Linked DNA regions of Homo sapiens: region 1 is linked to region 2. Evidence: chromatin loops called from intact Hi-C (ENCODE). Cell type or tissue: PC-9. All regions are shown on one strand. Each heading gives the region's core, and the rest is flanking DNA. Links, peaks and the distances in the headings are about the cores only.

Region 1 (16,064 bases), core at 4,039-12,038, 170 kb after region 2:
TCTGGTATTCAGGAAAACTATTTTTCCAGAAGCATTATATTACAAAGCCATAATTATCAGGGATTATTTTCATTTAAACATATGTTGTGTAACTCTGACAATGGCATGTTAATATAGGTACCCTTTTTAGTGCCATGTCCTGATGGTTTCCAATCTATACTGAACATTTTCTGGTAGTAACTGCCAGTGTTAGATATCAAGGTGGTACACCTGAGATGCATAAATTGACTCTACTTAGAGGTATTGATAATAACTTATGTGAAATGACCAATTTTTAAGCTGAGGAAACATGTCATGAATCAAGACTAGATGAACAGTATCTCTCTCCACATTGCATATACCATCTTCTGCTGATCCCAGCAACACTTCTTTCATATTAGTTTACAGTAGGAGCTGCAAACTCAGAGGCCTACAGGGATCAGACAATAACACAGATGACTGAAGTGGGCCAGATATAAAGTAATAAGAAGTGGTGGGGACTGTGGAGAAGAAAAGTGAATGAGCAATCTAAAATGAGCAGCTCTACAGTTAAAACAGATGGCTGCCATGAAAGAGAGCAAGTCCAGAGCTGTAGATCCTCTCATTGTTTGAGAGGAAGGAAGTCCAGAGTTTTATGAGAAACAGCCCCAATTTTAAATATTGGCAACCAATTTATCTTTTTTATTTCCTGGGCTGGCTAAACAGAACCTATCTACGGGCACAGTTGGGTTCATAGGCCAACAGTTTGCAAGTGTAGCACATGATATTTAAGAAACACACAACCACCTGGTGTCCGGAGGAGCCTGGATCAAGGCCTGAAAGTCCCAGCCAACTAAGCCAACTAAGCCACTGCCTTCTGCAGACTTTTGTTGCTACCTTACCTACTGCTAATAATTCCCAGTTCTGGTACTAGAAATCATTCTACGTCTAGAATTATTCTCAAGAAGTTGGAATTTAGATTCATGGATCAAAGATCTTTAACCATGTTTTGTAGAAACAGCTAACAAGGAAAGTCTTAGCCAGAGTAATAAGACAAAGAAAAAGAAAAGGCATCCAAATTGGAAAAGAAGAAGTGAAACTTTCGCTCTTCACCAATAATATAATCATATACCTAGAAAACTTTAAAGACTCATCCAAAAAGCTCCTAGATCTGATGAATGAATTCAGCTAAGTCTCAGAATACAAATCAATGTATACAAATCAGTAGCGCTGCTATACACCCAAATGACAAAGCTGAGAATCAAATCAAGAACTCAATCCCCTTTACAACAGTTGTAAAAATAAAATAAAATAAAATTCTTAGGATATACTTAACCAAGGAGGTGAAAGACCTCTACGAGGAAAACTACAAAACACTGCTGAAAGAAATCATAGAGGACACAAACAAATGGAAACGCAACCCATGCTCATGGATGAGTAGAATCAATATTATAAATACTGCCAAAAGCAATCTACAGATTCAATGCAATTCCCATCAAAATACCATCATAATTCCTCACAGAACTAGAAAAAACAACCCTAAAATTCATATGGAACCAACAAAGAGCCCAAATAGCCAAAGCAATACCAAGCAAAAAGAACAAATCTGGAGGTGTTATACTATCTGACTTCAAACTATACTACAAGGTTATAGTTACCAAAACAGAATGGTACTGGTATAAAAATAGGCATGTAGATCAATGGAACAGAATAGAGGATTCAGAAATAAAGCCAAATAGTTAGAACCAACTGATCTTTGAACAAAGCACACAAAAACACAAATTGGGGAAAGGACATACTATTCAATAAATGGTACTAAGAAAACCAGCCACATGTAGAAGAATGAAACTGGATCCCAATCTCTCACCTTATACAAAAAGCAACTCAAGATGGATCAATGACTTAAACCTAGGACCTGAAACCATACAAATCCTGGAAGATAACATCAGAAAAAATTATTCTGGACATTGGCTTAGGCAAAGAATTCATAGCTAAGACCCCAAAAGCAAATGTAACAAAACCAAAAATAAATAGATGGGACCTAATTAAAGTAAAAGCCGTCTGCACAGCAAAAGAAATAATCAGCAGAGGAAACAGACAGCCCACAGAATGGGAGAAAATATTTGCAAACTGTGCATCTGACAAAGGTCTAGTACCCAGAATCTACAAGGAACTCAAACAAATCAGCAAGAAAAAAACAAATAGTTCCATCAAAACATGGGCAAAGGAGATGAATAGACATTTCTCAAAAGAAGATACCCAAACAACCAACAAACATATGAAAAAATGTGCAACATCACTAATCATCAGGGAAATGGAAATTAAAACCTCAATGAGATATCACCTTACTCCTGCAAGAATGGCCACAATTCAAAAGTCAAAAAATGACAGATGGATGTGGTGAAAAGGGAACACTTTTACATTGCTGGTGGGAATGTAGATTAGTACAACCATTATGGAAAACAGTATGGATATTCCTTAGAGAACTAAAAGTAGAACTACCATTTTGTACAGCAATCCCACTACTGGGTATCTATCCAAGGAAAAGAAGTCATTATGTGGAAAAGACACATGGAAGAAAAAGATATGGAACCGACCTAAGTGTCCATCAACCAATGTGTGGATTTAAAATGTGGTATATATACACCATGGAATACTACTCAGCTATAAAAAGGAATGAAAGAATGTCTTTTGCAGCAACTCAGATAGAGCTGGAGGTGTTATTCTACGTGAAGTAACTCAGGAATGGAAAACCAAATATCATATGTTCTCACTTACAAGTGGGAGCTAAGCTATGAGCATGCAAAGGCATAAGAATGATATAATGGACTTTGAGGACCCTGGGGGTAAGTTTGGGAGGGGGTTGAGGTATAAAAGACTACATACTGGGTACAGTGTACACTGCTCAGGTGACAGGTGCACTGAAATCTCAGAACTCACCACTAAAGAACTTATCCATGTAACCAAAAACCACCTGTGCCTCCAAAAACTATTGAAATTTTAAGAAGAAGAAACAGGTAACATGTACTGGACACTATTCTAAATGTCTTATGGGCACTAAAAAATATGGTAGCAACAATCACTGTTAATAGCCCTTACTGGCACCAAGCACTACATGCTTTGTGCATATTAATTCATTTAATCCTCAGAACAACCCAATGAGGCAGGTTATATAATTATCATTCCCCCCTTCCTTTGTAATAAAGAAATTGAGGCACAAAGAAGTAAAGAGTCTCTCCAGGATGATGCAGTTAAATGGAGGTGAAGCCTCAATTGAAACCCAGTCAGTCTCGTTCCAGGGATCATGTTCTCACCACTGTGCCATCCTGCCACTTACCAATGGGTACTTTATGACCAAAACAAAACACCCACAGCTGAGACCCATGGAACTACAACATTCAAGTTCTAAATAATTTAAAGAGTACATAAATGCATGAAAACATCAATAAACATTAGGAAAACCAGGATATAATTCATTGTCAACTGAAGTGAATTAGTATTGCTGGCTCTCTATGTGCAAGTGATTCACCTGTGTTAATATCTCATTTAATCTTCACCAAAATATTATACAGTATATTCTCTTCCCATTCCACACCTGAGAAAATGGAGGATCTCCAGTGGAGGTGTGTCTGATTAAGGAAGTGCAGTAAGGAAAACCACAAAGAAGACTCCAGAGATTATTTTGACTGGAAACATACCACTCTATTTAGAATGAACAATCTTTTCTAATCATGTCGGTATTTGGCTTTGAAGCTATTAATTCCCCTAAGAGAAAGTTTGGGTTGAAGACAAAGAAGAGAAGATGTATATTAGTATCATTGTGGTGGGGAGAGTGGGGAGATGTCCAAGATACACTTGACCCCCACCTCTTCTGAAAGGCTGGTGTGTACAGAAGGAAGAACACAGTCCCTCTAGCACCAGGAAAAGGATAAAATTCAAAGACAGCACACCCCCAAAAAAGAAAGATGCTTTTGGATGAGTGACTTCTGCAAGTTCAAATGAAAGAATATTTCCACTTTCCCTGGTCTAAGAATATGCTCCTATCCAGCAGTTTAGACTGCTGGGACGTCTTGTCTCATGCTTCCCTCCGCTATCCAAGTTCTCCTAATCCAGCTCCAACCCTACACACTTAAAATACTCATCCTTCCTGGTGTTTACACATTTCAAATATTTGTAGTCCATTAAAAAGATATCGAGCTCATGGTAAAATAGGTGTCCACATTTGGAAAGCATAAATCTGAGGCACCGGGGATTACAGACTCTCTTTATACATGTTTCTTAAAGATGAGAAAGGTTTCCTTTGATATTAAACAGAACTCTAACCCTAACAAGCTGTGCATTCTTTTTAGGGTATCCCTCCCAAAGAGAGTTACCAGCCCTCAAGGGACTTCTGGATTGAATGCTATGCCTTCTCATCTCTCCCATTTTAAGTTACGTAAGATCGCACTACATAGCTTCTCTCTGTTGACAGACAGTGACAGGGACTTCTCACAGTCCCAAAGGGAATATGTATCTTCCCTGTCCTCTCCCATAGTCTCTCACATTTGCCTTCCACAGGACCACATGCAAACATACTTCAATGTGTAAGCAAGGCAAACCTTGACAGAGCACAAAATCCCTAGGTTGCCTATGGGAAGTAAGGTCCTGCCATTCCCTAACCCCCTAGCCAGGCCCCAGCATTCCCTTTGGGAACCTGGAAGGTAAATATAGGTGGCCGAGAAGCCATTTACCTTCAGAGCTCCAGCAATTAAACCTTCTATTCCCAAGATGGGGCCCTTCCTCCAAATTAACTCAATGTGGTCCTCCCACTCATTTTTTCCCCAGTGACACTTTTTCCCAGGAAAGGAGCTGACTCATTCCTACAAAGATAGGCATGGCTGGCTGGCCTTTCTTCTTGATATATTTGCCTTAACAGAAGATAATGACCCTGATTTGAAGGAAAGATCTGGTTGTGAACTGAACGAAGAAGGTTTTGTAGAGAATCATAGGATAGATGTAGATATACTTCTTGGGAATTCATGAAATCAGTCTCAAACAAAACGAAATGGTTTTTCCTTCCATTCCATGTAAAAATCACTTCCTCACTAAAGGGAGGGGTAGAATACCTCACTCGCTTCTCTCTTCCAAATCCTTACTCCTCAACATGCCCATCTCTGTTCCTACTCCTAGGTTGCTGAGCATTGGTCAGGGAAGATATATATATATATATAATATATATTATATAATATATATATTATATATGATATGTATAATATATATCATATATAATATATATAATATATAATTTATTATATATATAATTTAATATATATAATATATAATATATTAAATATATATATTATATATATATTATATATATATATATAATACAACCTCAAAAAGTGATGCCAAAAAGGGCAAGGCTTAACACCACTAAGCCTGCCCCACCCCCTCCACTCTGCACAGGGGCTATTGTGAACCTCTACCTTCCTGGCTTTCAGTTGATGCACTCCCCTTCTTCTCCACAAAGAAATAGAGAAGCCCTCATACCTGGGTGCCTCCATTTCCTTCTATCCATGCCCAAATACTCCCATTCCTACCATCACTATCACTCCACCATCTCCATCATAAGCAGCATCACTAGCATTGCTCCAAAATTCCACCAGAAATAGTGACACTCTCCCTCGCAACACATCCTGCCTATCCCACAGGCTGACACCTGTCTCTTCTTTTCCTACGCACTCAGACACCTACAACAACAAGTGTCTCTCCTTATCCTCAATTTTTTTATTTATTTATTTTTATTATTATTATTTTTTTGAGACGGAGTCTCGCTCTGTCGCCCAGGCTAGAGTGCACAGGCTGGAGTGCAGTGGCGCGATCTCGGCTCACTGCAAGCTCCGCCTCCCAGGTTCACGCCATTCTTCTGCCTCAGCCTCCAGAGTAGCTGGGACTACAGGCGCCCGCCACCACGCCCGGCGTTAATTTTTTGTATTTTTAGTAGAGACGGGGTTTCACCGTGTTAGCCAGGATGGTCTCGATCTGCCGACCTTGTGATCCGCCCGCCTCGGCCTCCCAAAGTGCTGGGATTACAGGCGTGAGCCACCGCGCCCAGCCCCTTATCCTCAATTTTTAAAACGTGCTCATCTCTGGCTCCTTCTCTTCAGCTTTACAACATTTATTCTACAAATGCTTTGCCAAACAAGCAAACAAACTCAAATCCACTGCCTTATGGTGGACTCTGACTCTCTGTTGTTTTGTCTTTACAGTACCTCCTAGTTCATCTCTCTGCCTTTAGCCTTGGCCCCAGTGATCCAGGCTCTACACTGCTAGTGCAAGAATCTCATGAAGACAGCAAATCTGATGATGCCCAGACTCTGAGGAAAATCTTTCAGTGCCATCTGCATGAGTTTACTATTGCTGCTTTAACAAATTACCACAAATTTGGTGGCATAAAACAATTCAAATTTTTTATCTTACACTTCTATAGGTTAAAAGTTTGACATGGATCTTACTGGGCTAGAATCAAAATGTTAGCAGGGCTGCGTTCCTTTTATGGAGTCTCTAGAGAAGAATCCATCTCCTAGCGCCTTGCCCAGCTTCTACATGATGTCTGTATTCTTTGAGTCATAGCCTCTTCCTTCCCTTTAGCAAAAGCAGGTTGAGTTCTCACTCTGCCTCATTCTGACTTCTACATAGAAGGTTTTTTCTTTACTCGTTTTGTTCATAGCTATATCCCCAGCACCTAGTAGAAAGTTTTTACTACATGTTTGTTGAATAAATGAAAAAAAATCAAAAACTTAAAAACAATGTACTAAGTGTACTTAATAAATGCAGTTGTTCCACATTCCCATCAGACCTGCAGTGTGAAGACAAAATTAGTACATCCCTTGGCTGGTTCACACATTTTTCAAGCCTCGGTAAATGAAGAAGAATATAAGCTCTGTGGGCAGATAGGCAGATTCAAATTGGTCAGTTACCCCTTATTAGCATGACTTCCGGCAAGTTATTTATCCCATCAGCTTTGGTTTCACCCTCAGGCCAATAATATTAATTACAGGGTTATTTCAAGAAGTGAATACAATGATCTAGGTGAGTAGTCTAGCAATAAGTTAGTGTTAGAAATTATTACTGAGAAAAAACAGAGAAATACACTTTTTAAGGACACAAAGTAAATGAGCTCTCAACTCCACACAACAATGGCAACCACTTGAAAACAAAGACTGGCATCTTCCTCCCTTCTCATCCTAGGAAGCTCACGTCCCATGACCTAGGGAAGCAAGCTAGGTTAATAGCAAAACTAGCCTTCCTTACCTCACCCAAGTGAGGTCTGCTAACGAAAAGATGTTAAACTCATATTTTAAAAAGTCAAGCTTCCTTTCTAAAACTATGTCTAGTTGTAACTATAAAGAACTTAAGGAACATGTTCTATCACGGACTCTGGATTTCATTGTAAAGCACTGGAGGTAACGGGGTTATGAAAGTTATGTGTATGCATTGTTACACTACTATTACTCTCTGGAATTAGTTTCCTACCATGTAGAAAAATGGGAGTGTGAACATGAACGAATCTCCCCTTCTGTTGATTGCTTCAGCTGAACCTGGAGCTGGGCAGCCTGCTTCGCCGGCTCCATAAGTCCCATTTTGTGGTTTCAGCCTGTCAAGGAGGTCACTCACTGATGACTCAGACACACTGGCCTGAAGGTATTTATGTGATCTCCGGAGTCAGCAGAAAGCCTGCCCTCAGAACAAGGCAAATATATCCCTGCTCTTGATGGCTTCAAGCTCTGCAATGGGGGGCTGACCTGACAGCTGCTTGTCCTGAGGGAGAAATAAAGGAAACTGGTGAAACACATGCTATTTCCATGAATTCCCACTCATGTGCTGTTAGAAAATTCAGCTGAGACCCTGACAATAAAGGTTAGACTTGTAGTGTCACAATAGAAAGGAAGGGAACTTTAACTTGCCTTCAGCATACCAAACAGGCTGCACTTCACAAGATCTGTAACTCACTGAACCATCTAAGATGCACCACAGAAAAACTATCAATGGGCATTTGTCTGAATTCATATTTATGGCATCTGTTTGACATGCGGTTTTCATTTAGATGGCAATCCAGATACTGTTTTGCATAAAGTTCTGGCTTTTTGAGCTGTCCATATCAATTGTCTTTTACCAAATATCGAATTTTCAGATGTTTACAGATGCACCAGAAAAATATTTTCAAATCATTCAAAAGAGTGGCATCCAACAAAAAAATCTGAACTGAATGCTAATGAAAATTCTTGGGTTCCATGTAGAAAAATGCTCTAAAATGGGAAAAATATTCTACCCAAATTTACTGCAAAAGTATAATTTTTCTGTCTTTGAGTTACAGTATTGCCCTCCTCTCCTCATTCCTAATTTAGGCAAAAGGCCCATATCAAATGCATTAAATGAGAGTTTAATCATTTTTATAACTAAGTGTAGCTTTTTTAAGAAAAGCTGTAAAAAAATCCCAGTGCAATGACACAAGCATCTCTGAGTCAACTGTTATTTCAGGGATTTATGATAATTTCTCATCTTGAGGAGAAATGAAGCTAATTGAAACAAACTCTATACTTTATATTAATGCCATTTGAATACAGTGTGCATTGCCAGTTACAAAGTGACATGGAAAATGAGGCCGCTCTCAACAACACCATCGTTTCTCAGTTTTATGTATTTTTAAATTTCCTCTATGGAAAATCTGTTCTTCATAAAAGAACTGCTAGAGAAAAATGTGGAAAAAGTTGATTCATTCCATATTTACATTCTTTCTGGTACCTGGAAATGAACCAAATGCAAAAGTATGCCAAAAAGTAGTTGAGTCATTTAGAAAACTCATCTTCCCCCAGGCAAAAGGACAAACTGCCTTGAGAAAGCCCTGCTTTGATAATATAAAACACCTTTCAGCCTAATGAGATCTGTCCTTATAACCTTTTACCCAGGCCTCAAGGAGGCCAGCCTCAAGGAGGCCAGCCTCAAGAAATGGTTAATTTTCTTTATCACACAATCTACCCTGCAAACTCCCTACCAACCTAAGAGAGTCAGTACTACCCAAATTCAAAAATTCCTCCTCTGATATTTGAATAGATGGGGGCACTTAACACAAATACATCCAGCAGCAAAGAAGCACCAAATTACGTACACCACAAAGTTGCCTTCAGTCCTCCCGGCCTGATCTGCTAATGCTATTTGCCATTTCACTTTGAAGAGCTGGGCAAAATAAAAGCAAGGTGTTGCTCTCACGAGGAGAGGGCAGCTGATTCATCCCTCACAGGGCTGCCAGATGCATTTCCCATTCAGCTTGTCATTAACAGCTTCATTTCATTTCATCTGTGATAAAAAACAATTTAGAAGCATGGAAATGACATTACAGTCAGGTTGTCCTGAAACATCACGGCAGTGAGAAAGCTATTACACAATTGAATCTTTCTTTATGAAAATCCATGGTTTTGCCTGAGTTCACAGAGCCATGGAAATCATGGCTTTTGACTTGTACAGGTGACAAAATTTCTCCCAGAACAAAGCAGCCCTTCATAACTCTCACATAGAGGCAAAGTGACCCCTCACCTAAACAAAGGGGGAGAAATCTGGGCCTCCAGAAGGTGGACAAGCCGTGAAAATTTGACTGCCTTTTAGGAATGCCATTCAAGAGGCCTCTCCCCTGCCTACCATTATAGGACCTCAGAAGTTGGTCTGGTGTGTTGGTGTTGGGTGAGAGTCAGGGATGGTCACCTCATTTACCACTACTTGGTAGCAAACTCCTGCTTCTTGCTCTCACCAAGCCAGTTTCCTCTTTCATGCTTTTCTTCATTCAGTTCTCTCTTCTATGTCCACCCCAGCAGCAGTATAGAGCAGAAAGACAACTGGATCTAAATTCATAAAGCCTAGGTTTCTGAATCCAACTTAAGTTACTGTGTAATCTATTAGACTAGATGGTCCTTGAAGCTTCCTCCAATTCCAAAGAATCCACAACTCCATTAATTTATTCAGTGATATATTCACTTGCATCTGCATCCTATATGTGCCAGACACACAGTACTAACTTCTTTAATGTCTACTTCAGATTTTAGCTCCCTCACCTGAGAAATCTTAGTAAAATCTCTCATCCAAAGTCTAGATTGATATACACCACCACCCATTAGATTTTTTTTCATCACACTGCTATCCCACAGAATCCTCCAACTCAATGTACCAAAATTGAGCTTACCAACCCAAACCTGCTCCTCCTGTTTTCCCCTTCTTAGGGGAGAGAAAGATCTCATTCTCCAAGCCAGAAACCCAGGGATCATCCTTGACTCTTCTCTTTCCCTCACTTTCTACACTCCAACACCAAGTGTTGCTGATTCCTCTTCATGAATAGCTCCCACCTCCATTTTCTACTCTTCAGTCCTGCTTACCCGATTCAGGCTCACGATTCTCTTTCTGCATCATAGCAACAGCTACAGGGGTCTTGGGCTTCCCTCCAGGTCCATCCCAATCATTCAACACACTACATCCAGAATAACTTTTCTAATTATGTTGCTCCCTTTGCTAGTCTTCCAACGACTCCCCACTTCTTACACGACCAAGTCCAATATTCTGAGCATAGCAAATAAGACCATCTGGACTTGCCCTCTATCTTCAGCATCACTTGCCCTCTATACCAGCTCTATGAATAGCCAAAGTAAAAGCTTCTACGAGTTGCCCGAATGTGTCACACTTTCTTACTTCTGAGAGTTTGCATATGATGCCTTCCCCTTCCTGGAAGGTACTTTCCCCAAGTCCTTAACTCAACTTCTCCATGTTATTCAACACTCATCATAGACACCATCTTCTCTGGAAAGCCTCTGGTGCCTTATTTGATGTGTTCCCTTAAAATTCTGGTAAGCTCCCTTGATCTCATTCATCACACTGAATAATTGCTTATTTACTTTTCATTTCTTACACCAAATTCTAAGATTCCTGAAGATAGGGAGTATGTTTTGTTCTTTTCCTAAGTCATCAGCATAGCCCCTAGCATATAGAGGTTCTCGATAAATGAGTCTGATAATCCAAGCAAATTTCATCAAAGCCTTTTTTTTTTACTTGTGTTTTGCTCATATTATAAATTTTCAGGAAATTCCATGGCTATGATCTTCAGAATGATGTAGAGAATCTGTATACTAACGCAAACATCTAGAACACAAAATACTAGAAGCTAACTATGAAAATATCACTTCTTTAGACAGGCGAAAAAGGATCATGTTCATATTGTAATAATCATTCACATGGAAGTTTACAAAGTACTTTCTCATATGATATCTCATATTAATATTTTCACACCCATACCCAGCAGCCCTTGCAATTTAAATGTATTACATGAAAAATATTATAACCACAGAAGTGACTTTTTTAGAAAATTAATGGAGTCTTATGACACTGCAAATTCTTTTTTAAAAGAGGCAGAATATGAAAAATTTTAAAAGAACCCACCATCTTAACAAATCTGCTGTTTAATTTTTCTATTTCCCTTTCCTACTTTTATCTGTTTATAAACACAATTTTTATATAGTTGAAGTCACAAAATAGATACAATTTTTACCCTGTTCTTTTTATGTTTTCACATTCTACTTAGTAATTATCATTTTAAGTAATTATAATTATCAAGAGCTGAATAATATTCTACCACAACTTAGGGTGCCAATGACAACTCATAGGCCTTTACCTTTAACCGTCTCTCCTCATAGTCTCAACTGTGTACTGGGCTGTTCTACCTGGATTCCTCATAGAAGACTCACACTCAAGATATATTATGACTAAGTCCATTGTTATCCCATTAACTTCTCCTTAAACCTGATCATCCTCCTATGATCCTGATTACAAGTAATATGGCACCACCACCCTGCAAGTTTTCTTAACCTCTCTCTCTTTCCCATTCCCTTACTTTTAAATCCAAGTCAACAATTCTCATCAACATTACCTTTTAAAATATTTTGAATCTCTTTCCTTGTTTTAACCTCTTTGATATTACCTTTGTTCCTCAATTCTAACTTGAGTATTGGCATAGCTTCCTGTTATTCCCCACTTCGTTCACTTTCCTCCAGACCGCCAAGGTCATCTTTCTAAAATGGATATTGATCATCTCACTCCACTACTTAAATTCACCCAGTGGCTCACCAAAGCTATGGATAGACTCCAAATACCTTAATGTACCATGCAAGGGCCTCAGCAATCTGGCCCTTTCTTACCACTCTGGTTTTGCATCCTGGGTACCAGTGATCCCCATCCTAGTCATACAAAAAGGACAAGATCTGGGCCAGGAGCCTGGGACAGAAGCTGGTGTCACTTCCCTGCAGGCTGCCCCCAGAAAGGAATCCAGTGAAAGCTGAGACTGTTTTGGGGAAAGGCTGGATAAAAATCCTGGCAGACATCCACGCTAGCTGTTGTTTCCAAGACCAGCCAGGAGAAAGGTGCTTGTCTGAAGGCAAAGGAACCAAATTCAGGGAACCCACATGGAAGTGAAGGCAGTTTTAGGACATAAAAGGAACAGCAGAGACCAAAGCAATTCTCTGAATTGAAAAGCAAGCGACTGACACACTTTCACTCAAAAGCTGCAGGCTGAGAGCTTCCCAGGCTGAGTTTAGGACTATAGTTTGGAACTACAATTGGCTCTGAGGCACCACTTAAAGTGCCCCAAGGTGTCAAGCTGTCTCCAAACTACATATAAATGTGCTGTTCCTTCTGCCGAGAGCTCACTGACATTTTATCTGCCTGACAAAGCCACCCTTAAAGCATTGCCTCCTGTAGAAAGTCATCCATGAATCCAAAGGCAATATTAAGTCTAGGTGACATTCTGGGATCAACAGAATGTGAAGTATGTTTGCATTTGGTAGGGAGCATCCAGTTCATCTTTGAACCACAGAAAATCATTAGAAATGCGTATATATATGGAGGAAGCCCTTTTTCATGCCACTTACAAATGGAATTCGCTTTCCCCACTGTGATTTTTGATGTGGTATGTAGACAAACGCTAAAAGAAACTTTAAAAGGCTAGATCAAGATCAGATGACATGCCTAACTGACAGTTCCTGTATATGATCCAAAAGCCATTGATAAACCAATAAACCCTACAAAGTGTCTAAAATTATTTTTAAACTTTTTCAATTTAGTTATACTGAATATGGTCCTGGTTAGTGATAAAATTAGTAAGCCTATAGCCTACCTGCTCATCCTATGGAGTAACAGATGGAGAGACTCGGACCTGCAGCTTGTTGAAAAGAAAGTTAATTTAGAACTTTGAGGAGACACTCAAAAGCCAATTGGATGAATTTGGTTATCACAGGTTATTGCTTTTTGTAAATTAGATTGACTTTTCTTTGTGTCCATTCTACTTTAACTGTATCTGAAGAGTTAAGCCAGGTGAGCCACCACTCAGAAAAGGATCTAAATAGTTTTGCAGCTAAAGAACTCCCTTTAGTAAGGGCTTTCTTCAACCTAAGAGAAATTAACAAAAAGGCTACAATGAGTATGGTTACCTAGATTTAAATGCACACATTTTGGCTAGCAGTAAATCAGGGAAAACTATTTGTCTCATTATCAAGGGGATTTGGCTTACAGAATCCCTCTCTGGGAAACCATGCTAAGAATACCCTGAGATTTGCCCTCAGGCTTACCAATAGTACCACTTGGGGACAATATTATTAAAGAGTAGAGAAAGGGGTCTTGATTATTTTTTACAGTATTTAAACTGTCCTCATAGAGACAGGCAGGAAGGCAGTAGTTACTTTGATACCCGTAGCCCCTTGATTAGAATTATTATTGAAGTTTCCCCTTAGAATAACCAACAGGTTACTATTTAACAGCCTGAAAATGCAGTTATAAATTAATTTGATCAAATGTTTTCATCTCTGTCTCCAGAGACTAGTCTTGCGGTGAACCAAGAGCCTAGTTCAGATCTCCTGTAGATGAATATTTAGGTGAAATTTTCCTCTGAAATTCAAATTTCTAAATATTGATACACCTCAGAAGAGGTTCTAAATTTCTCAAGGTTGGAACCAGGCATAACCAGCCTACACTTTCTACCATGAGTTACATTTGTGACCAAATAAAAGTTACTGTGAACAGCCAAACTAAAATGGATTCCAAAATATTTAATTTGAAGGAACTCATTCTTGAAAATTTAGCTTCCTTATAAATGAGTTATTTTAAAGGATTGTCAGAAGACTATCAGGTCAGGACATTGAGCTTCATTCGCTATGCAGCTATGTTCCATGCTCCAATGTTGAGACACTGTGAGTTCTGCTCTAGAGAGCCCTGGACATCAGGGGAAATGCAGGCTGGCCTCATGAGGTCTGGCCTTGTATGTTTCTTGTGCCTGCTAATTTTGCTAACCCCATTGTAGTTGCATAAGCCCAGAATGCTAAGCCGAGGTATAGCACTGCCAACCTCATAAACCCTTTAGACCCTTTCCTCTGGAAAGAGGAGAAATTTGAGTGAGAGCCAGCCACAATGCTGACATTCTGTAACAGATGAAAATGGACTGCAGGTGTGTCAGCAACCCTGGGAACCAAAAAATTACCACACAGGGGATTTGTAGGTGAGGAGACTGGACTAGATAACAAAGACATATCAAATACTTACATCTATTATACTTTTGCAACAGACAGTTTAAGAGAAAACAGTTTATTTAGATCCACAATCACATTCTAGAGGTGACTATTTACCTGAAGCAAGAGTATCAATTGCCAACAGAACACTGCGAGGCAACCAGCATCTTGTCTCTTCCAGTATGTTAAAAATAACCAATACTTATAAAAGAATTCAGTGATATTCTATGACCATATCTGTGCCAGTTACCTCTAAGAGCCTACCAAGAATTTATAATCTATTTGGGAAGAGAGCAGCTACATATGAAGCATCAGGGAACTATTAGATTCTTACCTGTACCAGAGTAAACGTTCAGTACTCTCCAAACAAGGTGTATTTATTTTCTATGGTAACAAATTACCACAAATTTGGCAGCTTAAAGAAACAGAAACTTATTCTCTCCCAGTTCTGGAGGCCAGAAATCCAAAATCAGGGCCACACTCCTTACTAAGAATCCAGGGGAGAATTGCATCTTTGCCTCCTCCAGCTTCTGGTGGCTGTAGGCCTTCCTTGGTTTGTGACGACATCATTCCAATCTCTGCCTCCACGGTCACTTGCCTCCTCCTCTTCTGTGTGTCAAATGTCCCTCTCATTTCTCTTATAAGGATGCTTGTGATGGCATTTAGGGCCCACCCAGATCAGCCAGGAAAATCTCCTTATCTCAAAATCCTTAATTGTATCTGCAAAGATGTTTTTTTTTTTTTTTCAAATAAAGTAATATTCACAGGTTCTAGAGATGAGGATTAGGCATATCTTTGGGGTGCCATTTTTCAACCTACCACAGAAGTGGAAGTTCACTGTAGGACTGAGTAGTCAGTTTCCTTCTCATCCTGAGATGATGGATTTTATGCAGCACCTTTAAAAATAGCTAACATTTCAACTGGCAGGCACAAAAAGTTGAGCGAGCATTCAAAGTAGAGGGAAGAGCAGGTGCAAAGACCATCATGCATTTTCAGCAAATGAGGTATGAGGCCATATGTGGTGCCCATGGGGAGTGATTATCACTGCTCACCAATCCCTAATGGAAGGCATGTAGTAATGAGCAGGGTTAATCAGGCTGGACAGGTAGGGTGAAGCCAGATTATGAAAGCACTTGAAATACAAGTAAAGCAGTCCAAACTTGATTTAACAGACAACAGGGAATTATTATGGATTCTTAAATAGGGAAGTACCATGATGGCTAATTTTCTGGGGCCCCAAAGCAATCACTACATCTTCCCAGCATTTACTCTATCCTATCTCATTAGCAAAATCTCAGCCACTGTATTTATTTTCCTAAATTATCTTTTTTGGGGGAAACATTAACAAGAATTCAGTATAATCCACATAATGAAAAGATTTTGCTACTGGATTTATTCTATTAGAAAAATAAAAAATTAAACATAAGCCATATTTGTGTATATATATATATATATACACACATCTGTGTGTATATATACATACATATATTTCCATTACTTTGCTTGAAGGAAAAGCTCTGTTTATGAGCAATTATT
Region 2 (16,064 bases), core at 3,823-11,822:
ACTTTCTCCTTCCACAAAGTCAATCCAACCACCAATTCTTACAGGAAAGGGCTGAGGCTGTGGGGCCACTCCAGGTAAAGACTCTAGCCGGTGGGCTGGAGGATGAGATGCTTCCTCCTGGAGGTTGATATGATTTGGCTGTGTCCTCACCCAAATCTCATCTTGAATTGTAGTTCCCACAATCCCCATGTGTTGTGGAAGAGACCCAGTGGGAGGTAATTTAATAACGGGGGCGGTTACCCTTATGCTGCTCTTGTGATAGTGAATGCGTTCTCATGAGATTTGATGGTTTTATAAAGGGGGACTTTTCTCCCTTTTGCTCGCCACTTCTCCTTCCTGTCACAATGTGAAGGCTGTGTTTGCTTCCCCTTCTGCCATGATTGTAAGTTTCCTGAGGCCTCCCAAGCCATACTGAACTGTGAGTCAATTAAACCTCTTTCCTTTATAAATTACCCAGTCTTGGATATGTCTTTATTAGCAGCATGAGAACGGAGTAATATAGAGGTGGAGGCCCCAAGCATGAGGGGTTAGGAGGCAGTGGCAGAGGCAGGAGAGTTGGAGTCTCCAGACATGGCGCCTGTGTCATGAGAAGAGCTGGGGAAACCACAGAGAGGAGGAAGTCATCGCTGTGGGCTTTGGTCTTGAAACCTGGAAACTTCAGAGGCAAAAGAGGAAAAAGGAGGGAGGGCTGAGACAGATGAGGGGCTCCCTAGTGGCAGTTGCTCTGGCTAAGAGCAGAGAGACAGACATTTCTAGAAAGAAAAGAGGGGGCCAGTGGCCCTAGGGCAGTCCCCTGCATGTGCAGCAGCCCGACTCTGTGAAGATGTGGGCATGTTGGTTAGGAGAAGCAGCAGCCATTTTTATGGTTCATCCCCACTCTAGTGTTATTCACCTGGAAATTTCCAATGACTCGCTGTACTTCATACTGAGAGTTGTTCCTGAATCCTGGATAAACTGATGAGCTCAAGGAGCCTTGATGTCAAAAAAATTTTGCAACCATTCTTATGACCCTAAACTAAATTCTGAAATTAACCAACCAGTCAATGATGCAGTGCCTAATGGGGACAGGGGCAGCCCTGTGTCAGGTATTGATGAATTCAGAGAGTCACTTTATATCAGAGAAGCATGAGTCATGAGCTCAGCCTTCCAAGAAGGTCTGCGAAGGGGGAGCTCAGGGAGGGTGAATGTAATTATCTAATGCAATGGCAGCCTCAATAAAGGATGGCAGGGGGACGAACAATAAAAGGAAAGTACTGGAGCATCTGATTAGGACCCCAAATATTAAAAACAACAGGGAGGATTCTCAAGAGAGTAGAGACAAAGCTTCCTTCTGGGGCGATATGAAGCAAATAGCCCCTATTCCTCTCTCTCACTCTCTTCTGAAAACTCATGAACCCACCACAAAAGAAGCCTTGCGGAACTTTAAATCCAAAATCAGATTTGCACAAAGGACAGACACTGGCTTAAAGTCATGGGATGAAGGGGCCAGAAATTTGGCTTTGATAAGTTAGGTAAAATATTTATCCTGAAGGAAAAAAATACCACCAGATGTCTTTCCTTCTAGAGAGTAATCCAGGTAAGGCTGGTGACAGCTTCTTATTCCATAATGGCATCCCAGAGGGAAAAAGGAAAATGAAAGGAAGCTCTTTTAATCTTGGCATCATCTCAGATCTGATACTTGGAAAACAGGTTTATTTTAAAAAGCAGATCAGCAGCCCCAAAGGAGCATGCATAACAGGAGCCTCCAGCTTTGTTTGGGGCCCAGCTGTTCTTGGGCAGACTGACATGGCTTCTCTTCTGCCAGTGTCAGGCCAAGAATACGCTCCTTCCCCTCTGGTGCTACAAAGAGCAACAATGCACCCCGAGGGACAGAAGAATCAGCCAACAGGGCAGGAGTCTCTATCTCCCCAGCTATTACTTAGGCCTGTTGAGGGCTCAGAGGGTAGATCCCACTTCCAGTACAGCACAGGCCAGGAAGCTAAAGGCCTGCTGCAAAGTCAGATGGGAAGAACTGCAGGACATTCTCCCCACTGCTTCACCTGTGGGGTCAGGCAGGACCACAGATCTTTGGCAAACAATGTGGGCTGTGGAAGGCCCGTGACTATCTTGTGGAAGGGTGAATTTGAATCACCCTTGCAGAAAGGCAGAAATGAGTTCTTTGCTAGTGAGTGGGCCTAGCTGGCTGCCCAGCAGTGTTCTTGCTTCCGTGGAGGGTGGGCTATATCTGAATGTATGTTTAGACACATACCATGTTCTGAGAAAGTGTGCCTCAGGGACTGTCTACTCCAACATTCCCTACAGATTCTAAGACTGAGCCCTGGTCCCAACATCTTAGAAGGGGCCAGTTAAGGGGCGACAGAAACCTGTTGTCAGTCCCTGAAAAAACTCCACATAGTCATGTAAGTGTAACAAGACAGAGATTTTTTTAAACGGTTTCTTTATTTGATAAAGATGTTCATGATGATCATTGTCCTTGAAAATAAATTTCCAAAGAGTCATGGGGCTTATTTTCTCTGTAGTTTAGCATCAAGCAGAGAGAAAAGGCATCGGACCAATAGCTACCCTCTGGGAGCTGACCTGTGCCACCCAGTTGCCAGGAAACCTGCGCCATCCAGACTCACTTGTGCTGAGGACAGCTCCTGGCACGGTGGCACCCCATCCTCACCATTCATATTTTTCTTTCCCACAGTCCCAAATCTGTTCTAGTTAATCAGTGAGGAAAACAGTTTGGGAATAAAACTAAAATGGACATGACTATGCCTGGCCCTCGCCTTTTCTAAGACTGGAAAAGAGTTTTAGATGGCAAGAGGACCCCATCATTGCGCAGACGAGGAAAGGAAAAGGAGGGAGGTGAGATGGCTCACCCAGTGGCACCGCAGGGGTCAGCAGAGCCTGGGAGCCCAGCACTTCATTCCCAGCTCCATCCAGTGGCCACTGCCATACCACGAGGTGCTGCAGGTTTCTTATTTGATTGTATTGAACAAAAACCAGGGTGGGGGTGAGGAGGTAAACACTGACTGTCACATTTTAGGCCTAGAATCCCTACATTCTATATTAGCAGAAGGAACTAAAACTGTTTCCCAAGTAAAAATTAACCAATACACAGATGTGAATATGGATGATGTCTTAGCCTGTTTTGTGTGCTATGAGTATCGCAGACCAGGTAATTTATAACAGACAGAAATTTACTTCCCACAGTTCTGGAGGTTGGAGGGTCCAAGATCAAGGCACCATCAGGTTTGGTGTCTGGTGGAGGCTGTATCCTTTGGAAGGGGGCTAGCAGAAGACCAAGCAAATGAGCCTGCGTGCAGAGGCACTTTTATAAGGGCCTTGATCCCATTCACCAGGAGAAGCCCTCATGCCCCAATCACTTAAGGCCTCATATCTTTATATTATCACACTGCAACACTTGAATTTTGGAGGGGACACATTCAAATCATAGCCAATATTTTGGCTGTGTTTCCTACCCCCACGCCATTCATGAGCCAAGTTAGAATCATTGAGCTTCTGCCCAACCATTGTGATGGATCCTCTCAAAAGACTCCTGCCTGTAATCCCACCACTTTAGGAGGCCAAACTCGGCAGATGGATCATCTGAGGTCAGGAGATCGAGACCATCCTGGCAAACATGGCGAAACCCCGTCTCTACTAAAAATACAAAAATTAGCTGGCCATGGTGGCAGGTGCTTGTAATCCCAGCTACTTGAGAGGCTGAGGCAGGAGAATCTCTTGAACCTAGGAAGTGGAGGTTGCATTGAGCCGAGATCGTGCCATTGCACTCCAGGCTGGGTGACGACAGCGAAACTCCATCTCAAAACAAACAAACAAACAAACAAACAACAACAAAAAACAAAAAAAACCTCACCTCCCTCTCTCACAGCTCTTGTCTCCTTTTGGGCCTAAGGAAAACACCAGTTCCACAGGAGAGGATGAAGGTAAATGGGAGGTGAGACGGCTCTGGAACTGGCCTCCTATGAAGCCACAGTAGCTTAATTCCCTCACGAAGAGACTTCTTCAGCCAACCACGTCTCAGGCTGCACCCACCAATCACAATCCCAGAAAGAAGAGGCAAGGGAGTCTCTGAGACAGGCTGTCCTCAGACCAGGAGCTGAGGTCAGTGGTGCTCTGCAAACTTTCATCCGAACTTTGTCTCAGCCTTCCTTTTAAGCTCCAGGAAAGACTAGAAGTCACAATCTTAGAGGAAATGGACTTGGGTTTTCATTAAATTTCTCCTGTATGGGGCATTGGGCAATGGGCATGTGAGTTCAGCTTCTGACAATGGTGATTCCCATTGCTCTGTTTGAATAGAAGCCACACTTCAGAGGAGAAAGAACAGGGAGTAACGGTGTCTGGATTTCTGAGTCACCCTGGTCAGGATACACCAGGTCAAAGTGCTTACCTTTCAGTCGTTTGGATGATTTACTGCTACCTGACTGGTCTCCCTTGCCTTGATTTTTCCCTGTCTATGTTTACTTTACTCAGAGGAAATACCTATCTCCTTATCTTACCCTAATCAATAGATGTCTTTGGTGGGTCTCCACTGCTTATCCATTCAAACTCCTCACCTCAGAGTTGCAGGTCCTTCATCACACTGGCTCACCGCTCCCTTCACAGGCCTGCTTTCCTGCCAAGCCACATTTCTAAGAGTTCCCTAAACTCAACCTCTCTCTTTCAGCTTTTCCACCCATTGACTTTATTTCAGAATAATTCCCTCACCCAGAGCACCACACTGCTCTTGCTACAAACCTCTCTATCTGCCCAATTCCAGCCATCAAAGCTTACCCCTAATGTCACCCAAAGTCTAACACGGTCATTATCTCAATGGTGATGATGAGGAGAAGGATGTTGGTGCATAGCATGTATTATTATGTACCAGGCCACATGTTAAGTGTATGGGTCTTTTCCTCAAAACAACCCTACAACATAGGTGGTGTTATTATCTCCATTTGACAATGGAAAAGAAACAACCAATGCACAAAGAGGTGACATGACGCTTCACTCCACCATGGATTGTAGTAAGTCATACCACTTTGCATCTTTCCTTCTAAGGGAGCATGAGTGGGGCCCTAGGCCTCTTCTTTCCCACCCCCTGCCTACTGCAGTGCCTGACACATGGTACCTACTGAGTATATTGGGGTCATTTCAGAAGAGCACAAGAATTCAGCTGCTTATTGTGTTTTCTGGCAATTGGCTATTCTCTCATTTGGTGACTTAGTTTTATATTTCATAGATCAATTCTAGGGTGGACAGAGGAGAGTCGTCTGCCACAGGAGAAGGAAGCATCATGTAGGTTCCTGATGGAGACAGGGAGGAAGGCGGGGGGAATCCTTTCTTCTTCTTTGGGATGGGGGCAGTCACTCCATGTGGCCATCTGTGACCCAGGGCAGCGTATCACTGAATGGCTCCAGTTCTTCAAGCCTGGACAGGATTGGCCATAGTTCTTATGGGAGTGAATGGGTAGGGGAGGGTTAAGAGGAATAAAACAAAAGGTTTGGAACTGGTAACTTTGGTGTATATGTGCATGCGTGCATGCGTGTGTGTGTGTGTGTGTGTGTGTGCTGTGTCACAGAATGAACACTAGAGACTCAGGGCTGATTAACTTCACCAATCATACCCCAGAGAGGGGAAAAGCCAATCTCTCTGTGCCCCAGTGCTTTTGTCTATGGTGGGGGGTACAGGGGGTCATGGCTTCCCATGTGGAGCCCAGGCTTCCTGTCCCAGCTGGCAGTGGAATCTGCATTTCCAAGATCACAGAGACCCAGGCTCAAGCTTGGTGTTGCCACTTATAAGTCAAGTGCCCTCTGGCAAGGAACTCACTCGTTCTGAGCCTCAGTTTGCACCTGTGTTAACACTGGGTAACATACCTGTATTTCAGGGTTGGTGTCAGGGCTGGATGAGACAGCATACACAGACCATGGGCATGAGGCCCAGGCTGGGGCTCAGTGAAGAAGAAGGTGGAGTTTCATCTCAGGCTCCCGCAGTCCATGTGAACCCACGTGGACACTGCTCTATGCATATGTGGTGCTTCTCTGCTATGAAGGCCTCAGCCCCTGGGCCCCCTCAGGCCCAGCTTTCCCCAGCAAGTGTTTCTTCTGCTTCAGGAGAAGCCTGCCTTCAGGGGGGCCAAAGCCACATTGTATGCCCACTGGGTTGTCCTTTGCACGGCTTTAAGAAGCAGGATTCTACTCTGTTTCTGATATCCCATAATAAGAAATGATATATTTTGATACTTCTTTGATTTAATGGGTCTTTAGTATGCATGAGCTAGAATTTTGGAGACCATGACTATAATTTGGGGCTTGTAGGTAAGTACAGGTCGGAGGCTGGACATAATTCACCACCTCTGTGTGTCCTTGGGTCTTCCATGTGTCCCACTCATTCTTTGGCGAAGATTGCTTTAGGATGTTCTATTTGCTTCCTTATCTCCATGCCCATCTTCTGAATTCAGGCAAAGAATAATTCCACTTTAAAAGTTGCTTTAAGAAGCCACACTCCATGGATGAGGAAAATGGAGGTCGAAAGAGATTTAAGTAACACACGCAGGTAATTACAGAGGGTGAGTGGCAGATCCAGAGCAGTGAACAGACCCTGAGTTCCCAGAGTAGAATCTTTTTCAGCTCATGTTGCTATTGGCCTGCATCCGTGAGATGTTCCCGTGTCCATATGCTTTCTATACAATTCAATGTTTTTTCTTCAAATTGACTCATATTTTTATTTCAATAAATTTATCTTAAAGGGAAATTTTATATCATGACTTTATGAAAAGGCGGTATCACTTGCCATTAATAGGAAGTTATTAACTAAAGACAATGCAAAATAGTAAATGAAATTTTAACTGTATATTGTTGCCTGGGCAAAGAAAACATGCTGGAAATCCGTTCTCTTTTATTAGAAAGGATGATTGGCAGGTTTCAGGGATGTTAAAGACCTAAGAGGACAAAACTGAAACTGATTCTGGACCTGATTCCAATGCTATCTAATGTCATCAGTGAGAAGAATTTTTCTCCAATACAATCAGTAGTATAATTCTCACACTTGGAGACCACTGCAGTGGACAATGTAGCCACATCAGATCCCCTTGTTTCTTTAGAGGTCAGCAGACTCCTTATCTTTCCTTGCCCAGCAAGCTCCATCAAGAATATTAAACTTAAAAACAGTTCATAGACATTTTGTTTAGTGACCAAATACCCAATGAACGCCTGACTCCCTTTCATTTTCTCCTGTTGAAGAATACATGTTGAATTTAAGCATACATTTTCATAAATTTTCTTATGGACTATTTTTTCACCTCAGAAACAATGTCAAGGTAATTAAATTTTAAATAATAAGTCAGGGAAGTTGTTCTCAGCAATGGAAAATGCTGTGATTTAAATTGCCAATATACAAATACTTTTAGTTCTTGAAAACCACTGCCAACTGTGCCTGCCGGAAGTTATATGCTCAATAGCTTGCTATGATTGATGCAGGCATTAGTCATTAAAAAAAAAAAAAAAAAAAGGCGAACTAAGTAATTTGCATCCAAAGGATGACATCAGTAACACCATGAACTTGTTGTTCTAGAAACTGACCACTAGATGGAGAACTTGCAATTCAAAAATAAAATAACTCAGCCTCTTCGGTGCAAACATTTTACCAAAGGATCTATTGTACTTACAAACCTGCATCTACACAAGCGAGAAGGTACTACTTGCCCTGAAGATGGTATTCTTTTCTTTTCTACCAGACTTTGATATTCCTCTCCCTCTTTCCTCAGGACAGGTCACTTCTCCCCACAGTCGGTGTTTCTGTGTGAGTTCACCTTTAAAACTTTGAGCATGTCATTATTGTATTCCCAGCCCTGTAACTGAGTAGAAAAATGTGTTCCTTAAGATGTGGTCTCTTTCTTCCCCCTGCCTTGACACTACTCACTCCTGAGCACAAGGGCTTCACATCATCAAGTCTCATTCCTGAATGCGAATCCAGTGCAGCCTGCAAGAGCACCTTGATTTGTAGGAAATTTTTTTCTTCTCCATGAATTACACACCATCTTTATTCTCCGCTATGATAACAGCAGTAAATCCTCTTTAAAGTTTTTTTTTAAAGAAATTCCATATCAATGGAGTGGTTGTTCTTTTACCAACTCTTTAAATATGGCTATAATGAGATATATGAGCCCAGTTCTCAGAGTGAGGACAGGATGTAGGAGTGACACCTTCATGCAATAGGGTCTAAAACAATAGAATACATTGAGATCATTGCAGCAAATCAGTGAGTTTATTTGGAAGTTCTAATTTAGGGCTATCTCTTTCCCCCATGGCTAATGGTGTGTATGTGCATGTGTGCATGCATATGTGTGTGTGTGTGCATATGCGCGCATGTGTGTGCGTGTGTGTGTATTGGTGTGGCATAAAGGGAGAGGGCAGAAGAACTGAAACATTTACTTATTTTCTTTCTATATAAATAGGCACGTGAACAAAATCAAGCACAAAAGAGATTCTTTGTGGCTGGGGTTTCCTGGCTGCAGCCCCAGAACCTAAGAACCCAAAGCTCCATTCCCAAGTGGACTCTCCTAATTTGCTAAATAACCTTGGGCAAGTCATTTAACCTTCCCAAACCTCAGCTTCTCCATCTATAAAGGAGGATGCAGAGCGCTGTCTCTTCCCAGCTTCTCCGGGAAGTTGTGAGGATTAATGATAAGAGAAAGGCAGTCAAGGGTCTGGAGTTTCTTTAAGAAAGGTGCTGCTTACCCTTGGATGAGAGTCCTAAAAATAAAAGAATAAACACCAGCAGTCCAGGCCAAAGTCGCAAGGGCTGTGTGCCTTGTGGTTTCCACATTTTCTATTCCTCAAAGAGGGTTGGCGGGGACCAAACAAAACAAAACACCTAATAAAGCCTTTGTCTGACAAAATTCTCACTGGATTTTTATCCGATTACTCTGTGTCTATAGATGAAATAATTTTTAAACGTCCTGAAAAAACTGAAAGGAAAAAATGTCTCTGCCCAAAGACGCCAGGCATTCCTGCCTAGCCCTTCATCGCATGGAGAGGAAAGAACTCCTCTGACAATTAGCCTTCTATTTTGGTGACAGTAATTATCACCATTAGGGGCTTTGCTTTTGCTCTTATGATGAAATATATATTCATGCTGCAGAGGCTCCAATCTGAGGACTATTTGGGCAGAACCCAAAATGCAAGGAAAGGATCGATTTTAACCTATTTTAAAACATTTGATCTAATTTGATATTTCTAGTTTTCAACGGCTTACAGCAAATAGATGAAAATAAATGTCTTGTCACATGTTGTGCTGTGGACTATGCCTTTCGGTTTTCAAAGACTCCTGAAAACAGGAGGAGAATCCTCTATTAGTGTGTCCGATGCCTCAGGATTTTCCAGCTGTCGTTGTTCAAAGGTCTATCTTTTGGAGCCTGGTGGAATGACCAAGTGGATTATTTGCTCTAAAATTCTGTAAGTGATCTGTTTCTGAGTCTTTTGGCTAAAATAATAAAAAGGGATGGGGCAGAGAGGGAAGCAGCAAGCCCACACAAGTATTTGTGGGTGTATATGCATTCTTGTGCATATTTTCAGGCCAGACATATAATTCTGATTATTTGGAGAGGAGGAGTGCTGCTACTAGCCTCCTTTTGAGAAGTCTAATTCTTGTAATGGCCCACTGCATTCATGAAGGCTTTCGTCTCTAAATAATTAATTTGCCTTTATGCAAGCGTATTTGCCTCTTACAAATCCTAAAACACAACACTGAGGACCCAGGCTCAGCAAACCCGCTTTCAAGCACATAAATAATTGCCTTGGAATAATTAACAATTAACCTTGGTAAAAGGAGAGCTAAACATTAGTATACTATATTAATTCAAAACAGATATTAGCTGTTTGGTGTTAGAAAATGTTATAAACCTATATACAGTTATAAACCTACATGGTCAGTAAGTTTAGTTAGCTGGAATATGTTAACTAGTAGTTTTGATGTAAATATTTAACCCATTTGCTTCAATCTATTTCACAAGCATTTATGCAAACTGGCCTTTTTTTTTTTTTTAAATGAAGGCCCTGAAATCAAGAAGAACTGGGATTGAGACTATAAATGGCTTATCAGGGTTCCTCACTCCACCTGTAGCAAAACTCAGCACAGATGGTCTATGACAATGGATGAACAGCATATTCTTCACATGTAAAGAATTTGGGTGTGAAATACACATAAGCAAAATTTCATCCACTGGGCTGTTGGATTCATGGTGGGGAGGGTTTTTTGTAAAGAAATATACTAAGACAGACCGGGCACAGTGACTCACACCTGTAATCCTAGCTACTCAGGTGGCTGAGGCAGGAGAATCACTTGAACCCAGGAGGCCGAGGCTGCAGTGAATTGAGATCACGCCGCTGTACTCCAGCCTTGATGACCAAGTGAGACTCCATCTCAAAAAAATATATACATAATATAGTGACCAGCCTGGCCAATATAGTGAAACTCCATCTCTACTAAAAATACAAAAAAAACAGCCAGGCATGGTGGCACATGCCTGTAGTTTCAGCTACTCAGGAGGCTGAGGCAGGAGAATTGTTTGAACCTGGGAAGCAGAGGTTGCAGTGAGCCGAGATCATGCCACTGCGATCCAACCTGGGCAACAGAGGCAGACTCCATTGTCTCCTCTGTTGAGAGAGCCATGGAACAGATTCTCCCTCAGAGCCTTCAGAAGGAACCAACCCTGCCTACATCTTGATTTTGGACTTCTGGCCTCCTGAACTGTGAAAGAATAAATTTCTGTTGTTTAAGTCAACCAGTTTGTGGTACTTATTGTTACGTCAGCCCTAGCAAACTAACACACAAGGGTGCTACGATATTACCTCTATTTCACGTACAAGAAACTTGCCCAACATAATCTAGTTAGTTGGCAATGGGTCCTGGATTCAAACTCCAGCCTGGTGCCAGGGTCTATATGCTTTTGCCAACACTTTCCAGATCACTGTGCACATGATGTTGCAAATTTGATCCCTTCTCTCTTTAGTCTAAGTTCTATGGGAACAAACATTATGGCCTCATGTCTGTCGGGTGGAGAGACCACACTGTAACACACTCACGTGTGTGTGTGTGTGTGTGTATGTATATATACACGTGTATATATACACACACATATATGTATGTATACACATATGCATGTATGTATATATATGTGTGTGTGTGTATATATATAGAGAGAGAGAGAGCGAGAGAGAGAGAGAGAAATCCTCAGTTTCTAAGCCTTGTCTGTCTCCATTACCATCCTCATCGGGCAACAATATGAAAATGTTGTGCCCACCCTCGTCACTTTACAGTGAGGGGGCAGAAGCCTGGACGGTGTTCTCCGAGCATCATTCTCATTCCCACCCCTGCTGCGCTTTCAGATATTACCTCGTTCCCTTTCAAATCAGCCAACAGAGCTTGAGATAGAGGAGGATAGAGCAAGAGGGCACTCTCACACAGGGAGTTATGGAGTTCCGCTCCATCCCCAGGGTCCCAGAGCCATCAAGCCCTAGTGTCTCCCTGTTATCCTCATAAAACTGACTCCTTCACACCAACTCCTCTGGTCTAAAGTTTGACTTCAACATCAGCTGACATGCTCTTAATCCTCACTGATTTTCTGACATCTTGGGGTTCGCTTTGTCCTAACCTTGTTCCCCCAGCTCAAGTTTGAGTTTACCATTACTGAAGGGATGTATCCGCTGGAAGTATTCCAGGCCATACATTCAAGGAAGAGCAGCTCCACTCATGGCTGGTGCAGCTGACTGAGCCCACTCCCTCCCACAGGCTATCAAACATCTGGCATTGGACCTCCCTCTCTCTGTAGGCCCCTGTCCCCAAAGCTGCATTGGTGCTTGTGATTTTTACTTTAAAAGAAACTTTTTTCCTGGACTCACAAAGGCAGATGATGCCTCTGCTTGCCTCACTTTTGTGTGTGTGTGGTGGTGAGTTTTGTCGTTTCTGCACTTGTTTTGTGATTGTTGATATTATTCTTATGAACTGAAATCCCAGAAGAATGTGTACCAGGCAGGTTCACTAGACTTGTCCTTTGAAAAAGCCCACACAGACTTTTTTCTGCAGAACTTCCTTTCTGCCACTAGATTTAATCATTAAAGATAGCGATGGGGGCGTCAGGGTAAACAGTGACACAAACAAAACTTCTTGTGTTGGGCACATTTCCTTAGCCTCCAAGATTTTTCAACAGGCCGGCTTTCAGGAAACAATTCTGTTAGAATTCTTGGTAAACTCACCACTGTCCTAAATTGCTTTTAGCTGGTTTGTATCAAGAGCAAGGCAAGGAGAGAGGCAGAATAAATTTCCCCTGGATGAGCTGTATCCTAAAGTGGTATTCCCAGCAAGAGTAAGGGACAAGCAGGGAGAGCCAGGAATTGTCAGCATTGATGAATATTAATTATGTATATACCTGGTGCTGGACAGCTAAGGCACAGGAGTGATGATCGGAAAGCAAGGGACAGGGGATTTTGGAAGCATTATAAACGGTTGTGTTAAAATGAGGTAGCTCATGAGCCTGCAAACAAGGTATCAAAAAGGAGAAGGCAGGTGGACTCTCCTAGGACCATAATATTAAGGTATCCCTGGAATAATTGAATTGATGAAGGAAGGAAAGAGTTGAAGACTATGGAAGAAGAAAGCCTTAGCTAGTGGTTTGCCTACTGTAGACAGAGCACTTTTTTGGCTATTTATTTCCTTGCTTTTTTTTTTTTTTTTTGCCAGATTGCATGTTTGAAATTTTCTTTTTTGATCTTTAAATAGTCCTGGGGGAAACACTTATAAGGCAGACAAGATGTTTGCAAACTTTTGTATTTTTCATTAAAAAATAAAAATTACAGAGGAGGTTGTAGACCAGATCAGTTGAAGTGTAATTAGCTAAGCAAATCCACCCTTTCCTCTGCCATGATTATAGTGAGGTCATTCACCTTAGTTTGTCTATCAGCAAATTGCGGATGCTACATTTTACCAACTAGCTGACTTGGTATTTAAAAGGATTTTAAGCATCTCTAAAACTCTATGTTATATTATAATAAGATTTATAGCTCTGTACATTTTGTGCAGTGATAGAAAGTTACTGCTCTGTATCATCATTATTCTGAAATCTTCAGGTCTTTGCAATAATTTAAGACTGTGACAATGAAGGATTTAGCCAAAGAATCTGGCATATTGCTCTTTTCTTATTCTGCATAAGGTTTTGAATTAATGCAATTGAAATTTTAAGAAATAGTGCTTATATTTCTCAATATCAAGTGAAATTATTAAATTTTTATACTTCTGCTGTATTTCTTAACCAGTTATAAGCATTTTAAAACATGCTTTTTCTATTGTTTATCCTAAATAGGCTTTTGTGGCTATTATTAAAGCACCATTGGTCTCATTGACCAGCTGCCATTCAGTATTTACCAATAAGCAGACAGGCATGAAAGGCCAGATTTGCTTACATGACAGTGATTGTGAGGAACATTTGTAGCACTTTTTTTTTTTTTTGAGACAGAGTCTTGCTCTGTTGCCCAGGCTGGAGTGCAGTGCCATGATCTTGGCTCACTGCAACCTCTGCCTCCAGGGTTCAAGAGATTCTCCTGCTTCAGCCTCCCAAGTAGCTGGGACTACAGTTGCGCACCACTACACCCGGCTAATTTTTTGTATTTTTAGTACAGACAGCATTTCACCGTGTTAGCCGGGATGATCTCGATCTCCTGACCTTGTGATCTGCCTGCTTCAGCCTCCCAAAGTGCTGGGGTTACAGGTGTGATCCACCGTGCCCGGCTATGTAGCACATTTGTTTTTAAAGGCAGCTTCACTTCCACTAGAAGGAATAGCTGAGTTTCAGACATTTCTTTAAATTTTATTGTAGTTTTCTGTTACATTCCTAAATAAGATGAAAAAATACTTAGGAAATCCACAGATTTCAATGAAATAATAGTTTTTTGTCTATAATTGAGAAACACAATCTGATAGTTATGCTGACTACCGAACAGGTCAAAGAAGCACTTTTTAAAAGTATCATGTTCTCAGAGGAAGGAAAGTAGCATTTTGTGAATACCTACGATGAGCCCAGGCACTGTGCTAAATGCTTCTCTAAACTGTCAAATAAAATACTATTTACAAAGCCATGGCATGGTGTAGTGGGTCAAATTGTGTCCCTGCCCCCAAAGATATGTTTAAGTCCTAACCCAAATGTGACCTTATTTGGAAATAAGATTTTTGCAGATTTAATTGAGTTAAGATGACACCATAGTGAATCAGAATGAGCCCTGAATTCAATGACTGGTGTCCTTATAAGAGAAAGGCAAAGGAGATTGGACATAGAGGTACACGGGGAAGAAGGTCATGTGATGACAGAGGTGATTGGAGTAGTACACACACAAGCCAAGGGATGCCAAAGATTGCCTGCAACCATCAGGAGCTAGGAGAGAGGCATGGAACAGATTCTCCCTCAGAGCCTTCAGAAGGAACCAACCCTGCCCACATCTTGATTTTGGACTTCTGGCCTCCTGAACTGTGAAAGAATAAATTTCTGTTGTTTAAGTCACCCAGTTTGTGGTACTTATTGTTACATCAGCCCTAGCAAACTAACACACAAGGGTGCTATGATATTACCTCTATTTCACATACAAGAAACTTGCCCAACATAATCTAGTTAGTTGGCAATGGGTCCTGGATTCAAACTCCAGCCTGGTGCCAGGGTCTATATGCTTTTGCCAACACTTTCCAGATCACTGTGCACATGATGTTGCAAGTTTGATCCCTTCTCTCTTTAGTCTAAATTCTATGGAAACAAACATTATGGCCTCATGTCTGTAGGATGGAGAGACCACCCTGCAGCACACCGACCTGTTTTTAGTACTATTAGTAAGGAATACCCTATGGACTGAAGCCAGCTCCTGGCATATCACAGAGTGTCCCTTATGACAGCAAACTGATGTGAAATTATGCATGAAGTGGTCAGATATCTGAAACATACCAACTAGATTAATTTTCCATCTTTGATGAGACCTATAAAGATGTTTGCTGCTGTCACTAACCCTAATTCCTACTGAGTTCCTAGGACAAATAGTAGATCCAGGGAAAATTACTCTTACTTTTAGACATCAGCTGTTTTGCTTTTCAGTTTATATTGCTTTCCCCAAAAGATTTAATTTTTGTTTCCTAAAGCCCATATAAAAAATTAAAATTCAATTAAGGCTTCTGTAACCTATGCATAATATTAGTTTATTTGGAAGCATCTATCCATGAAATAATAAATTGAATGTGGATCTTTTGGTGTTATTAACTTTTCTGCATTTGAATAAATTCAGAATATTTGATTTTGACAAATAAGGAATAATTTTCTAGTTCCAGGAATCATTGCTAGAGGTAGTTGTTTTTCTTCCAAATGAGTGGACTATAGTACAGGGAAGTCAGACCAGGTTGTAAGTAAAACACGAGTAGACTTCGGTGCTGGTGGAGAAGGAAGAGGAGGATCTGGTCCAGAAGAGCTCTCAGGGCTCTGGTTCCTCTCCACCTGGGCAGGGGACAAGTCATGCTGAAGGTGTAGAAGGGCAATAAGGATGGAGCCCTCCTGAAAGCTCTGTGAACTCCAAGACAACCAGGTCCTTTCTTGCCCAACAGTGAGGCTCAGCAGGAACCAGGATGCTCCATCCAAATAAATCCCCAATCATTTAAAAACTTATAGAAAAAGCCACTCATATGTTAACTTCTCAAATATGACATTGGCTGCTAGCTTAAAACTGGTGTATTATAGTCAGGTTGTATCAATAAGCTGTATCTTTCAGGTCATAAGCATCAGTCACTTTAGGAGACAGGCAGGCTACCGAAAAAGAAAGTCTTGGAATAGAGTGGCACTTGCTTGAAGAATCTCATGCTCCACACAAAGGGCTTCACGGGGACCTTACCAGAACAATGGCGGTATCGAATTTTGAATCTTTTATTTTCCAATCTCAACTCATCCTTGTGTGCACTGTAGAATATCTACCAAACACACATTTGACCACACAGTGTCTCCTTTCAGACAGCTTGGCCTAGAGCATCATGTTTCCCCTACTCACCCCACAGTTCTA

Evidence for each region. Hi-C counts contacts between places; a loop is a spot of excess contacts. Peaks named below come from ENCODE experiments on the same cell type or tissue, not always from the same donor. Only the 100,000 strongest peaks of a DNase experiment are listed, where the experiment ranks them.
Region 1: a loop joins it to region 2, with 5 times the contacts of the local background. A loop is called at or near these places in 3 of 110 quality-filtered maps.

The regions. Positions count from the first base shown.
Region 1 is chr3:157,777,638-157,793,701 of GRCh38, forward strand. No RefSeq gene overlaps it. Among named protein-coding and RNA genes, the nearest start is that of VEPH1, 280 kb to the left of the region's middle. In PC-9, for the core only: no CTCF peak of the experiment used is centred there; DNase peaks (open chromatin) are centred at 7,604, 8,794 and 11,754; H3K4me3 peaks cover 1,544 bases; H3K27ac peaks cover 1,687 bases.
Region 2 is chr3:157,610,751-157,626,814 of GRCh38, forward strand. No RefSeq gene overlaps it. Among named protein-coding and RNA genes, the nearest start is that of VEPH1, 120 kb to the left of the region's middle. RefSeq lists an enhancer at 15,989-16,064. In PC-9, for the core only: CTCF peaks have their summits at 7,563 (motif pointing right) and 7,768; a DNase peak (open chromatin) is centred at 7,491.